2 separate regions of the Mus musculus genome follow, and region 2 is linked to region 1. A link is a loop called in an ENCODE intact Hi-C map of the cell type or tissue named here. Cell type or tissue: left cerebral cortex. All regions are shown on one strand.

The links. A loop is a pair of places that touch in the nucleus more often than their neighbours do. Peaks named below come from ENCODE experiments on the same cell type or tissue, not always from the same donor. Only the 100,000 strongest peaks of a DNase experiment are listed, where the experiment ranks them.
Region 2: it touches region 1 in a loop (2.6-fold over the local background); 2 of 42 quality-filtered maps call a loop at or near these places.

What each region holds. Positions count from the first base shown.
Region 1 is chr16:6,015,771-6,020,770 of GRCm38, forward strand. It overlaps a transcript of Rbfox1 not described here. Among named protein-coding and RNA genes, the nearest start is that of 1700123O21Rik, 43 kb to the left of the region's middle. In left cerebral cortex, a CTCF peak has its summit at 3,084 (motif pointing left); DNase peaks (open chromatin) are centred at 2,019 and 3,082.
Region 2 is chr16:5,304,291-5,309,290 of GRCm38, forward strand. It overlaps Gm52265 (a long non-coding RNA gene), which reads right to left and starts at 2,374. Exons shown (of 3, transcript XR_003951975.1): 1 at 2,163-2,374. Gm41414 (predicted gene, 41414) reads left to right here and starts at 2,548. Exons shown (of 3, transcript NR_169081.1): 1 at 2,548-2,854. In left cerebral cortex, a CTCF peak has its summit at 2,491 (motif pointing right); a DNase peak (open chromatin) is centred at 2,498; H3K4me3 peaks cover 748 bases; H3K27ac peaks cover 172 bases.

The DNA.
Region 1 (5,000 bases):
GAAAAAAGTTTGGTTTTGTTCGTTTGTTTGTTTTAAAGTCTAAGAATTTTGTTGCCTAAAAGGAGGCTGCACTCTTAGGAGGTGTGGCTTCAGAGGAAGTGTGTCACGGTGGGGGTGGGCTTTAAGATCCTTCTCATAGCTGCCTCAGAGCCATCTTTTCTGGGCTGCCTTCTCATCAAGATGTAAAGAACTCTCAGCTCCTCCAGCTCCATATCTGCTTTCTTGTCGTAATGATAATGGACTGAACCTCTGAACCTGTGAGCCAGCCTCAATTAAGTGTTAAATGGTTTTATAAGTTACCTTGGTTATGGTTTTCTTCACAGCAATGGAAATCCTAAATAAGACAAAAGTTGGTGCCTTCTGTACTGTGTTTGCTGTGATAGGCATGGCCATGCTTTTGTCTGGAGGAATGTAGATCTTGGGACTCTAGAGAGCAGTGGAAAGCTTTAAGTAGGCTCACTGGGCCATTCTTGTAGAAACGTGGAAGATGGCTGTGCTGAAGGTGATTTGAACTGTGTAAGCCTCCTGGCTCAAGAGGTCTCAGAAGAGAAGCTTGGCTCCCAGGCAGCTAGGAGAAGGGTCTCAAAGCCCCACCCCACAATGACACCCTTCCTCCACCTAGGCCACATCTACTCCAACAAGGCCACACCTAATAGTGGCACTTCCTGGGCCAAGTATATTCAAACCACCACATGCACGTACACAAAAATGTTCTTAAAGTAAACGGCTTTGTTCAGCCAGTGAAAACCCACCCCACCCATTTAAGCATCCCATGAGACACAAAGGATCTGATTTGTCATAAACAGTGGACACGCTCACTGTGGTGGGGGCTTTTGGTTAATGCTAATGCTTAAGCAGTCAAGCCCTTCTGTGGGTGCTGGGCATGCCACCTCAGCTCCCCACGTTCCCACAGGAGGTGCTTTACTGACTAAGACATCTACTGAGCTCAGGAGAAATATTTTCAAATATTTTACTGATAGGTAAAAATGCCAGGCTCAGGTGAAATTTGTAACCTAAAATGTTTTGCACTTTGGAGGTGTGCTGTGTATCCTATAAGATTACCCTTGCCTAGTCCTTAATTCAGTGCAAGGGGAGTACTAATAATGCTTGTTTCATGAGGAGGCATCGAGAGGCAGCATTCATTTCAGCTCTCCCCTCCTTAATGTGCTGCAAATTCTGTCATGGTGAACTCAAATGCACTTGTCATTGTCCAAAGACTAAGGTCTTCAGAGGAACAGTTTTCCTTTTCTTTTCTTTTTTAACTTTTGAAATTTTCTTTATTAGATATTTTCTTCATTTACATCTCAAATGCTATCCTGAAAGTCTCCTATACCCACCCTGCTCCCCAACCCACCCACTCCTGCTTCCTGGCCCTGGCATTCCCCTGACCTGGGGCATATAATCTTCGCAAGACTAAGGGCCTCCCCTCCCATTGATGGCTGACTAGGCCATCTTCTGTTACATATGAAACTAGAGACGTGAGCTCTGCGGGTACTGGTTAGTTCATACTGTTGTTCCTCCTATAGGGTTGCAGACCTCTTCAGCTCCTTGGGTACTTTCTCTCACTCCTCCATTGGGGCCCTGTGTTCTAACCAATAGATGACTGTGAGCATCCACTTCTCTATTGCCAGGCTCAGGCAAAGCCTCACAAGAAACAGCTATATTAGGGTCCTGTCAGCAACATCTTGCTGGCATATGCAATAGTGTCTGGATTTGGTGGTTGTTTATGGGATGGATCCCCAGGTGGGGCAGTCTCTGGATGGTCCTTCCTTCCATCTCAACTCTGAAATTTGTCTCTGTAACTCCTTCATGGGTATTTTGTTCCCCATTCTAAGAAGGAACAAAGTATCAGGGGAACATTCTATTGTATCATTGCGTCTATGTTTTCAAAGCCAGGACTGAGAAATATATTCAAAATTGATTCCTAGATTACTTTTTATATACCACAAGACTGTTTGTCCTGTAAATTAAGATACTTGAAGCAAGAGTCCTGGGAACTGTGCCCAGGGAGTGGGAGAGTACTCTGCAGGCTATCCCTCCATCCTCAGTAGCATCCCATTTCTACACAGGTAAGAGTGGCATTCCCACAAAGTCCCTCTTGTGTGTTTACATATTAAAACATTGTAATTACCTATAAATGTTTTCAGTTGCACATCTTATAGGATGGCAGCTAACATGTTTGAAATGTTTGCTTCCATGTCATGCTAAATACCATGTCCAGATCACTGAGCTCAATAAAGCTGCATATTTATTACTGGATCTTAAGCAAAGTTTGAAGGAAAAAAATATGTCTTCAGCCAAACAGGTCTAAGTATGAAAAGACTCATTATTATTCATATGCATATTCAGGAAATCATTTTGCATATGCTTTCGCTGTCAATGAAGAACTTCCATTCTGGTTTGTTGACTTCCAACAATGCTCTTGTCTTCCACAAGTTAGCTGGGTGATCTTAGATGTGCTAATGAAATGTCCAGCCTTCATTTTCTAAATTGTTCATTGAGGATAATAGTAGCCTAAGGCAATTCCTTCCTTCCTTCCTCTTTCCATCCTATGTCTCTCACTTGTTTCCTCTCCTCTCCCCTCCCCTCCCCTCCCCTCCCCTCTCCCCTCCCTCCCCTCCCCTCTCCCCTCCCCTCATCCCTCCCCTCCCCTCCCTTTCTCCTTATTTTGCATCCTTGGCTGGCCTGGCACTTGCTGTGTGCCCCAGACTGACCTTGAACTTGCAGTGGTCCTCCTGACTCAGCTTCCTTAGTACTGGGATTATAGACCTAAACCACCATGCTTGGCTGAATACTATGATGAATGTGGAGAGTGCTCAGCCAATGATAGCTCCCTGTGGTTAGTTTTTGCATCTAAGTATTTTTGCTCGAAAATGTGAATCCCCAAACTACCTTTACAGATACCAACACAGCTACAAGGACAGGACCACACAGCCTTAGTAAGGCCTGCGGCACAGCTTACAGAGCTCATTAGGGAAGATATTACAGTGTTAAATGGTAATCAGATTTGGGAAGGAGCTACAGGCAGAAGTCTAGTTCTTCTCAGTGATCCAAAACCCATGGAGAAAGCAAGTGTGCCCCCTCGTGGACATTCCTGTCAGCATGTTATCATCTGGCTGCTTCACTGAAGCTTGGCAAGTTCCCTTAACAGCAGACTGTAGCACAGGCCCGGTAGCTCCAGCTGTTTCTTCTGAACCTTGTGTGATGAGCATGCAGGTGAGTGTGTAAACATAATGTCGCACATAGTGCCTGGGGAATGCAATGTTTTATGGGTGCAATGAAACGGCCTCTCCTCCCCATCTTTGCTTGGCTGCTCCAGGACCTACACAGTCACTATGGGTTAGTTAAGAAAACCCTCTAGGCTGGCAAGTCACTCAACAGAGGAAGGTAGAGGAGAATTTTAGGTGCAAGGGAAGGGAGAGAGAGGTCAGTGGTAAAATGGAGTAATGAATGGGAAAAGGTGAAGACCAAACGCAGGTAGTGAGACTTCCTATCCTTTATCAACTGTGCCGTTTGGTGGGAGAGGGTGGTGGATGCTTCTCCTGGGAAGTCTATGTCTGCTGCACACACAGGATGCTGAGGGGAGGGAGCAACTTCTGCAGATGGCTGCAGCTCTCTTCTTCCACCTTCCTCCTCCCACTTCTGTCTTCCTCCCTCCTCTCCCTTCCTGCCTCTTCTTCTCATTATTGTCATTATTATTCAGTGGCTTCCAGTTTTCAAGGGAGAAAACTTCTTAGGTGACAACTCTGGTGAAGCAGTGAAGGGCTGACCTTGAAATCTGACACCGACCTCCTGCTGAGCTGTCCCACCTCCTGCCCTCTCCTTCCAGAAGAATTTGTGGATTCTAAATCCTTCATCCACTTCAACTTCCAAATGACAGGTGGCCAACTCAAACCACAACCCAAAGCTTCAGCACCAGGACAGAGGGCAGCTGCCCCACTCCACCCACAGTCTGGAAGTGGAGTGGGATTGGGGCCATTGTTTCAGGTCTCTCCATTTTTTTATTCACCCGGGAGCTCCAATTCCTGAAATGGTGCTATCTACAAAAGATGGCTCTTCTCACCTCAGTCCACCTAATCTAGATAATTCCTTCTAGGCATGCTGGAGACCTACTTGCTGGTGACTCTAGATCCTGTCATTTTAGCAATGAAAGTTAACCTTCTTACTAATCAAAGTGGTTGGTGAACAGGAAGGGGCACAGCTCTAGTTCCTCATGTTAAATGTGTTGGTTCTGGGTGTTTGCTGAACCTTTGTCACCTTTGGAGATGATCTGCTCTTGAATGCACAGTTCACACTGTTTCCTCACAGACTATTGCTGTGGTGTGGGTGTGTATGTGTGCTTGTGCATGTGTGTGTGGGTGTATGTGTTTTCTGCGTGTTTGAGTGCATGCATGTGCATGTGTCTGTGTGAGTGGGCTCTCTCTCTCTCTCTCTCTCTCTCTCTCTCTCTCTCTCTCTCTCTCTCTCTCCACAAGCGTGCCATTCAGAGGACAAGCTCCAGTGTCAGTCCTTACCTTCTGTCATGTTTGAGGCAGTGTCATAGCTGCTGCATATAACTGGCCTGTGTGCTTTTGGGAATTTTCTTGTTTCTACTTCCCATCTGATCATAGGGTCCCAGGATTGCAGACAATACTACTTCAGCAGGCTCTTAGAGGGCCTGGGGGAATCTGCATTCCAGTCCTCATACTTGTACAACAAACACTTCTCCCAAGTGGCCATCTTCATAGCCCTATCTGACTGCTTTTAAGTAAGATGTGACTGCAGCTGTGTTCTAGATCCTGTCTTCACTCTCCCAACCCTTTGGCATCTTTTCTACTGTGAATCTGCACTGGACATCACTCCTCATTTGAATCTGACAAACTTTTAGACACCCAACTTCCTGAACTGGGACAGAGTTGACTCTTTTGATCGTGATGAGGAGAGGATTTCTGGATGTCGAAAGCCTGTTGATAGCTTCCTCTCTGTTCCTCACAGCATGGAACTGTCTGCTAGAAGGCGCT
Region 2 (5,000 bases), 710 kb before region 1:
TCCAGTTTAGTAAGGAAACAAAATACATACCATCACAATATGAAGGTGTGCTGCTGGCTCTGCCATAGCTCTGCCTTTTCTTTGGTTGTCTGTAAACATGGAAGAGAACTAGAATGATGGCTCACACATGAAAGTCTAGCACTTAAGAAGCCGAGGTAAGATAGCCTTGAGTTTGCGGTGGCTTGGATAGAGGATAGTTTGAGTTTGAGTTCGATCTGGATTGCAAGTTCCAGGACAGCCAGGGCTACACAGTGACACCCAGGAGATGGAGCTGAATTCAGAGAGCCTCAGATCGGATGGCATGGCGCATGTAAAGCTGTCAGTGGTGGATGGTGTCAGGGAGCAGTGTGTCAGGAAGCAGTGTGTCAGGGAGCAGTGTGTCAGGGAGCAGTGTGTCAGGGAGCAGTGTGTCAGGGAGCAGTGTGAACTCTTTTTAATTCTTTGCACAGGGACAGAACCTAACCCTTAGGAAACTCCATCAACTGCCAGCTACTGGTATTTCCAACTGTTAGCTGGGCTCTTACCAATCCTGAAAACCATCAAAACCATCAAGAGCTTTCCCCTCAGCCTATCTGAAAACCTGAGTGGTGGGAAAATTTTCTTAATGCAAGAAAGAAAATAGATGAGTCACATGAAATACTTCAAATACATAGCACGCTGACTAGGAGAGCCTATCCCTCCACTTCCCTCTTCTCCATCATTTCCAATAAACCAAACATTAAATATTGGGATATGTATACAAGTTGGTTCTTGTCTTTTGGGGGTCATGGACACCCTTATAAGTGTGGATGCAGGGAACTGGGGAGCTGGCTCATTCAGTAAAGTGCTTGTTCTATAAGCAAGAGGACCTGACTTCAATCCCCAGCATTCCATAAAAGTTGAATGCAGGGGTATATGTCTGTAATGCCTGAATTGGGGAGGCAGAGACAGAGGGATTCCTGGGGCTTGCTGGCCAGCCAGCCTAGGCAAACCAGTAACTGTCAGGTTCAGTGAGAGACCTTGTTTCAGACATTAAGATGGGGAAGAACTGAAGAAGATACTCAACACTGACCATATGTATCATGTGTACCCACATATGCATGTACATACACACGCATACACACACACACACACACACACACACACACACACACACACACAATCAAGTATAGAATCCCAGTTCCCTCTCAGAGAGTGGAGCTTTGCACATATAACTGAAACCATTGTGTATTTTGTCCCATTGCCCATGAGAACTCATGTTCATCTCTTTCACACTATGAACTACTGAGAACATTCTAGAAAAGATAGAACCTATACTCTTGAGATGGTGAGTCTGAAGGCCTAGAGGGTTTTTTTTTTTCCTTGTGATTAAGTATTTCCCTGAAGCAACTTTCTGGAGGAGAGCCTTATTTTGGCTCACAGTTTGAAGCTCCCACCCATTACAACAGAGAAGGCATGGCGGCAGGCAGCTCTGTGGCAGCAGGCAGCTCAGCACTGCTCGATCACATGTGTGCAGGTCAGGAGGCAGAGGGTTCAGGTTGGAATCCCAGAGAATTACTTCCTCTAGCTAGATCCCATTTCTACAAGGTTAATAGTCTCCCAAACAGCCCGCTTTCTGAAGACCAAGTCTTTGTGTGTGTGTGTGTGTGTGTGTGTGTGTGTGTGTGTGAGTATATGTACATTTTACATTTCAATGTAACAGTCCTGAGAAAGACTTGGCTGGAGTCTTCTATGGGAGCTTCTGAGCCCAAAACATTATCTTTCTCTGGGACCTCCTGGTATAATTATCTATCTGCTCCACAGCCCTGTATGAAGCTGTTTCCCAAATCTCTCACACATCAGGCTGCGTGGGTGTTGCACACATATTCATGCGCATGCGTGCACACAGGGACATAGACACACACAGACACACACACACAGACACAGACACAGACACACACAGACACACACACACACACACACACACACACACACGCACACGCACACGCACATGAATAAGTAAGCCAAATTATGACTAAAATATAAAGAGCCAGTAGTGGTCAAGAGGCAGAGCCACATCTCAGAGACTGAGGCCAGCCTGGTGTACATAGGGAGACCCTGTCTCAGGAAAAACAACAACACCCCAAACAAACAATAAGAACAACTAAATGAGGGAAAGACAGAAAACAGGAAAGGGAGTGTACCTGTTGACCTCCAGCTTCTTTGCTTCGCATCCCCCAGTGTAGGTGGATAGACCCAGCCTTTGCTCAGAACACGTTCTTCTTGAGAGTTCTCCATGTCGTTTTCTAGGCTGCTCCAAACCATTCCAAATACAGAGCCAAAGATAAGGGTGACTGCGCTGTCCATCCTCTCCCAAACTCTTTGGGAGTCTCTCCTCTACTTTCCTTCCTAGGGCATGGGGTGAGACCTGGCTGGAGACATGGCTTTGCCTCAATGGCTGTCCATTAGGTACTTGCTCTAGTGGGCGCCCAGGATTGACCCGTCACCCGCAGTGCCCATTACGGCCAGCAGAGGGCGGTGGCGAGCCAGCAGAGTTGTACAGAGCTGCCCGGCGCGGACCCGGAGTCCGAGCGCAGAAACCCCACTGCCACCGCGAGGCGGCTTGCAGCGGGAGGCGCCTGCTTCTTTCCTCATCCCCAAGATCAGGCATCGAGAGCCCCCACCTAGAGCCATGGCCAGCCCCCCAGGCAGCCCTGAAGATGCAGACAAGCTGAGAGGAGGCAGGGAGGGCCGGCAGAGGAGGGAGGACGACGCTCCGGAGCAGAAGAGGTTGAGGCTGGGGCTGCGAGCGGGAAGCGAGCCCCAGGACGGAGCCACGACACCGCGTCCAGCCCAGGACGAGCTCGACACCCACACAGGTGGCGAAGGCAGAAGTGTAAGTAAGCCCGGGCAGCTGGGACGTGGGTCAGGGCTGTGGTGGTCTAGGGATGCTTGACCATCGCCTGGGTGAAGTTGGTAACTGGGCAGCAACTCCTGCAGGCGCATTGTGCTTGCTTGGAGGGACCGACCGGGGATCTTGGATGCTTGGTGACAAGAACTGTGCTTATGTGCTGTTGATTTCCTAATAAGCTCACAAGGTGTGGCTGGTGGGGAGCAGTCCCAGTTGGACTCTGTGGCTTGCCTAAGGGGAGGCCCCCCCGAAAGGAGAAGGATGTGGGTTGCTTTAAGCAGCTCTAAGCTAGCACCCCCATTTTGGCCAGGGCTGTCAGGGTCCCTTTTTGGGACATCACTGTTTGTGTAAAACTGTCCCCTTGGGAGGGTCTCTGGGACAACAGGGCTCATCATGTCCTGCGGCGGAGTTCAGCCTGGGACCGCAGTTAGTGTGCTCTAGTCACCAGGCCCTCACCTTCCTGTCCCTTCCACATGGTCTGGGAAGTGTAGACCAGAGGCACATGGCTTCCACCCTAGTCCCCAAATTCTGCTCCTTAGCCTCACAGACAGGGACAGCCAGGCAAAGTTCTTGGAATCCGTTGGCACTTCTACCAGGCTCTGTCCCTGGCAGCCAAGGGTAAATGTTGCGTCTGTGTATGGTGCTTCTTGGGGCATGACTGGGATGGAGACCATTTGGGCCCCGGAGATTCAGCTCGTTCTCGGGACTCTCTCCCAGGTGTGATTCGGCAGGCCTTGTGCTGGGAGGCACTTGCTGTCCTTGCCGAGGCTGCCACCTTGGCTGTTTTGAATGATTAGTGGGGTTGAATCCTTTGCTTCCCCCATGCTTGCTGGGCTGGGCTTGTCTTATCAATCTGACGACTTGCTGATGAGTCTTGAGGGAGTGGTCCCTTCCTCCTGAGTCATTTGGGTGGCAGCTGGCCACCTTGAAGCTCAGTGGTCCTGCATAGGCTGGCTCTTGTATTAATACTCATGTCCCTATGGATGCTACTGCATTCTGAAGAGGGCTACAAACCCATTGGGGCCAGGTGAACAGCCTCTGAGATCCCAGTGGAAGATGATACTCGTGGACAGTTTCCTTAGCCACATGGTGGAAAGGCCTAGAAGGGACTGGGAGGAAGTGCCTGGTTCCAGGCAGAGTGGCAGTGCAGTGTCATGAAACTTTGGTGGCTTGGAACTTCCCTTTCCCCCCTTCATTTCCTGCTCAGAGACAGGACTCTGCTGAAGAATGGGATTCTAGCATCAGTGGAAGTGACCCAGGGCAGTTGAATGCCTAGCTGTCAAGGTTGAGTGCATATTCTGCCTGTCCTTAGCTGTGTGTCCTTGGGCAAATCAAATAACCTCTCTGAGCTGTAGCATCTTGATGGCAAGACGGATGTGTCAATAGACCCAGTTTCATGGTGGTCTTATTCCCAAGATTAAGTAAGACTTGTTTGGAAGAAACACTTTGAGTGGCTCTGGTATACTGTGTGCTCAATAATGTGATTTAGTGCCAGAATTAACCCTAAGGAACTAGCTCTTAGTGGGGCATCAGCATGTCCCCACTGAGTGCTTTCTGAAAAGAAAATTATTAAAAGAATTCTGTGTAATTGAGAGAAATTTGCTAAGACAGAAATCCCACTGAGCCTTTGGCAAGGAGTGTGGTGGTGGGTGGCAGGAACCCTATGGTATAGGTTTGAAGGGAAATGCAGGAACTAGACAGAAATTATTTCCTCCAGGCCTGGTCATAAGTTTCTTTTTTAGGGGTTCTGTGGCCCCCTGGGCAACTCTCCTGTCTTTAGTTTAAAGATTACCCAGGGCCTAGGGTGGCCTATAACGCCTGCCAAACTCCTTTTCCAAGTTTGCATCGTCGTCTGATCATCCAGGGACTGTTTGCAGGCTGGGGCAGGTGTGTGTGTGTGTGTGTGTGTGTGTGTGTGTGTGTGTGTGTGTGTGTGAAGGCATAGAGGATGGGAAGCAGAGAGTGAGGGGGTGCTGAAGAGACATGGCCCCTTCCTGGGGCAGCTGAGTCCCCGTCTCCACCCATGGCTCTGAGAGAATGGGTCAAGCAGAGAGCAGCACCCTTCCTGGGGTTTTGTCTTAGTGACTCTTTAGCTTGTTGAGAGTGTCACAACCCTCCTTGTTCTTTAGTG